Regions from separate parts of the Homo sapiens genome. Here region 2 is linked to region 1. A link is an interaction called in ENCODE POLR2A ChIA-PET data of the cell type or tissue named here. Cell type or tissue: Caco-2. All regions are shown on one strand. Region 1 has its middle 12 kb from the start of SLC1A7. Region 2 overlaps SCP2 (sterol carrier protein 2).

Region 1 (2,500 bases):
ATTAAAATTATGCATACTGCTATTTTCACTTTTTTTTTTCGAGATGAGATCTTGCTTCTGCTGCCTAGGCTGAAGTGCAGTGGCACGATCATAGCTCATTGCAACATCAAATTCCTGGGCTGAAGCGATCCTCCCATCTCAGCCTTCAGAGTAGCTAGGACTACAGGCACATGCCACCATGCCCAGCTAATTTTTTTTTTTTTTTGGTAGAGGCTGAATCTCACTATGTTGCCCAGGCTGGTCTCCAACTCCTGGCCCCAAGCAATCCTCATGCCTTGGCTTCCCACAGTGCTGGGATTACAGGTGTGAGCCACTCTGCCTGGCCTATTTACACTTTTTTTTTTTCTTTTTAACCCAACTACTCAACGTGGCATATTTTCACTTTTAATATAATTTATATATACCTGGGGAAGCTCTTTTTGATATTATCAGTAGAGGCCACTAAAAATAATGCCAGAATTCCAGTGAGAAGAGAGTAGAAATGGAAAGAAAATGGGAGGATAAAGAAATTGGGTAGTAATAAGAAACAGGATTTTTAAGGTTTTCTCACTAGTTAACTAATGCCACAAAATTGCGTATTTTGGCTCAATGTCAGTGGGCTGCTGGAAGGGACCAGGAAATGAGTGCAATATCCTAACCATCCCAGGTAGATTCTTAACTAACCCATGATTTGGATGGCTCACTTGTGAAGGGAGTGCTTTGGCCTCCTCGCTTCCTTTCTTCCTTTTCCTTTTTTTATTTTTTTTTTTTGAGACTGAGTCTAGCTCTTGTTTCCGAGCAATTTTTGAGAAATCTCAACTTTAAAATATCCCTCAAGTTGCCCCCTTTCATTAGTCTTGTAAATAATATTGTTTAAGACTCACACATTGGTGAGAGTCAGGAATTATTAGGATTATTTTAATAGCAGACATTGAGTTCATTTACTTGGAAAGAAAAATTTTATTCCGAGGTGACTTTCAGAGATTTAAGTGCTCTATTTTACCATTGAATGAGAATTTTTCTCAAAGCAAATATTCTCTAAGATGCTAGAGTATTCAGCTTATTGGGATAGTACCCTTTAACTTATTAAAAGTTACAAAGTCTAAGAAAAAGCATGCAAGTCTTGAGAATCACTGCTGTGAATTCTAACAGGGAGGGCCTGAAGCCTGGAAGCCTGGCTGACAGTCCTGCAGACCAGAGTGGGGACTTGTGGTGCCTCTTCCAGTCTGCCCATGGCCGCCCATAGACCATTTGGCATGTACTTCCTCCCCTCTGAGGTCCATAAAAGCCCTGGGATCAGCCAGAGAAGGGCAGAGGATGGAGAGGACAGAGAGATGACTGGCGACTGGATGATCAGCTGCAGAGAGGAGCTGAAAGCTCCTGCTGAAAGCTGGGAAGCCAACCGGGACCTGCCTTCAGAGAGCAGCCACCCTCTCCAGGGCCTCCTGTCTGCTGAGAGCTGAACGCTGGATGAGACAACCTGCCTACAGAGAGGAGCTGCCCGCTGAGGGTCTCCTCTGAACTGTCCTAACACTCAACAAAGCTTCTCTTCGTCTTGCTCGCCCTTCATTGTCTGAGTACCTTATTCTTCCTGGATGCAGGACAAGAACTCGGGCAAAGGCACCACTGCCCACAGAAGTTTCTGGCCAGAAAAGTGACACCCCAAAGATCCCGTAACACTATGAGATGCAAAGACTACAAATGTTTAAGTGGAATGATCTCTAACCTGTAAATTACACTCCTGTAACAAGCAAATGATTACATACTGTGGAAGACTACAGAACATAAGTACAGAAAGCTGCTCTCCAAGGCTGCATTCTCAAAGCTTGAAAAGTTAATTGGCCCATCATTTTGGTACAGTAGGTAGCTAGTCAAGCATGAGCAGGGCAGGAGAGGGCTCCCTATACCTCACCACAAATGTCAGGCAACCATCAGGTGATGGTCAGGTGGTTGTTAACTGTCTGTTTAAAATAATAATTGGTTGCAGCTGGTGCCAGGGAAAGGCCGTCTCCCAGTAGATAGAAACACCTGAAACAGGTGGTCAGCTGCTTAATCTCAGGAGTTGGGCAACTGGGCTCAAGCATGCTCACTAAGAGGCAAAATGGTGAGTTTAACTGATACATGACTTTCCAGGGACATTCGGCTGGTAAGGGAAGAATGCCTCAAGTGAGCATGCATACAACTCCAGTGAACACACTGTGCACACTCCCCTCCCAAGGGCTGGCAGGTCACTGTGCACACGGACAGCCCAAGGGAAGAATCAGGGGAGAAGGGACGCAAGGCATGCCAACATGTACAACCCCAAGTCAAAGGTGAAATGGCACACTTGATCACTCAAGTTGCCCAGGTGGCTCTTTCCCAAGTGTACTTTACTTCCTTTCATTCCTGCCCTAAAGCTTTTTAATAAACCTTCACTCCTGCTCTAAAACTTGCCTCAGTCTCTCCCTCTGCCTCGTGCCCCTCGGTCAAATTCTTTCCTCTGAGGACGCAAGAATTGAGGTTGCTACAGACCTGTACAGAT
Region 2 (2,500 bases), 130 kb before region 1:
AGATTTTTCTCCTTCCATCTCCTTTTTCCAGGTTCCTTACCATCATCAGGCATACCTGTTCTGATTTGTTCATCTTAAAATGAAACCCAGCCTTTTTGAAAATCCTGACATGCTGCAAGATGGATGATCCTTGAGAACATTATGCCAAGTGATATGTCAGTCACAAAAAGACAAATACTATATGATTCCACTTAGAATCATAGTACCTAGAGGTACCTAGAGTATTCAAAATTATAGAGACAGAAAGTAGAATGGTGGTTGCCAGGGGTTGGAAGCAGGGGGGAGTGAGGAGTTACTCTTTAATGGGTAGAGTTTCAGTTTTGCAAGATGAAAAGAGTTATGGAGATGAAAGGTGATGATGGTTGCACAACATTATGACTGTATTTAATACTACTAAACTGAACACTTAAATATGGTTAGGATGGTAAATTTTATGTGTATTTTAACATAATAAAAAATTGGAAAATAAAATATTTTTTAAAAGTTATAGGACTCTCATATGCCCACATCCAGAAGGAAATGCTACATTTCTTTCTTTCTTTTTTTTTCTTTTTTTTTTTGAGATGGAGTCTTGCTCTGTTGCCCAGGCTGGAGTGCAGTGGCATGATCTCTGCTCACTGCAACCTTTGTCTCCTGGGTTCAAGCGAATTCTCCTGCCTCAGACTCCCGAGTAGCTGAGTTTACAGGCGCACACCACAATGCCCGGCTAATTTTTGTATTTTTAGTAGAGACGGGGTTTCACTATGTTGGCCAGGCTGGTCTCGAACTCCTGACCTCAGGTGATCCACCTGCCTCGGCGTCCCAAAGTGCTGGGATTACAGGTGTGAGCTACCACGCCTGCCCAGAAATGCTACATTTCTTTAAGAGATTAGTGAAAATAAAGATGTCATCTTTATCCCCCCCACCAAAAAAATCCCACAACTCTTCCTTGATACCACCACATTCCTCTCCAGAGACCACCTCATTTTACTGTTCCACTAAGACTAATGTCTCAAAAGAGCCACGCTGTGTCTATTTCCCTCTTCTATTCACTCTTCAATTCACTATAATCTGACTTCCACCCTCCACTGAAAACTGCTTTTGTCAAGGTCAGGTCATCTGTACTCTCCATGTGCACATCTAGTGGATACTTGACCTTGTGGCAGCATTTGACAGTTTGCCCCTCCCTCCTGGAATCTTGCTCCCGGCTCCTATGACACCATGCTGGTTTTCCTCTTGCATCACTGGCTGCTGCTTTCCCTTCTGTCCCTGACTCTGAGTAATGGAGGTCTAAAGGGCATTGTGCTGGACTCTCTTGTTTCTCTATAATTCTGTTACAGTCCCTGCCCAGGGATTTAAATGCTTTCACTATGCTGATGATTTCTCCATTTTATCTCTAGCTGGCCCTCTCCACTGAGCTCCAGACTCTCATATCCATGGCTTTCTTGTTTTATAAAATAGTATACTTACTGTGCCTTAAACAGAACTTGGATCCCCTCTATTCCCACTACATTCCTCCTTGTCCTCGTAATGGCCTCTCCATCACCCAGTTATTCAGGCCAAATGCCTGGATAATCCTTGCCCTTTCCTCTTTGTATCTCCCTCACCCCCACAGCAAGGCTTGTGGATTCTATTTCTATTTTGAATCTATTCCCACTCTCTATCTACTGGCAGACTGCCTCTGTAGTCCAGGCCACCATCACCTCCTATCTGGATTATTCCAACAGCCTCCTAACTAGTGCCCACTCCTCTTGCTCCTCTCTCCATCGTCATTCGTTCAGCACACTGTTGTAAGAATAATCACAAATCAAACAATTTCACTTCCATGTTATCATTTCTATGGATTTCCAAATTCCCTACTTTGGCCTGCCTGCATCATCATTTGGCCTGCCTAGTTCTCCAATTTCATTTCATGTCACTCTCCCCACACCTACTGTATTATAGAGACTCTGGTCTTATTTGACTTTCTTTTAACATACTCCTTTCTCCCTCAGGATCTTTGCAGTTTCCTCTTTGAATGGCTAGCTCCTTTTCTTCCTTTAATAAGGTCTTAGAGGTCATTCCTTGACTGTCCTTCCTAAAGTAGGTTCCTTTTTTTTAAATTTAAAATTATTTTTTATTGATGCATAACTGATGTACATAGTCTCAGGGTACAAGTACTAATTTAATACATTCATGTAATTTGTGAAAATCAAATCAGTATACTTGGGATATCCATCACCTTAAATATTTGTCTTTTCTTTATTCTAGGAACATTTGAATTATTCTCTTTTGATTATTCTCTTTTTGCTATTTAGAAATGTAAATGTATAGTAAACTATAGTCACCCTACTCCTGTTTCAAAGTACTTGGTACAGTTTGCAGTTATTTTGTGTTTACTTCTTTTTCTCCTCCACTGGAAGAATATAAACTAAGTGAGTGCAAGGACTGGGTCTGATCTGTTCACTATCATATCCCCAGTGTTTTGAAATGTCTTGCTTGGCATGTAGCAAGAAGTCATTAAATATTTATGAAACGAGGC

Evidence for each region. Peaks named below come from ENCODE experiments on the same cell type or tissue, not always from the same donor. Only the 100,000 strongest peaks of a DNase experiment are listed, where the experiment ranks them.
Region 2: POLR2A ChIA-PET joins it to region 1 with 10 read pairs; 5 of 35 experiments call an interaction of 5 or more read pairs at or near these places.

What each region holds. Positions count from the first base shown.
Region 1 is chr1:53,153,840-53,156,339 of GRCh38, forward strand. No RefSeq gene overlaps it. Among named protein-coding and RNA genes, the nearest start is that of SLC1A7, 12 kb to the left of the region's middle. In Caco-2, no CTCF peak of the experiment used is centred here; no DNase peak of the experiment used is centred here.
Region 2 is chr1:53,024,029-53,026,528 of GRCh38, forward strand. The region is part of intron 12 of SCP2 (sterol carrier protein 2); the gene reads left to right. Among named protein-coding and RNA genes, the nearest start is that of PODN, 37 kb to the right of the region's middle. In Caco-2, no CTCF peak of the experiment used is centred here; a DNase peak (open chromatin) is centred at 1,193.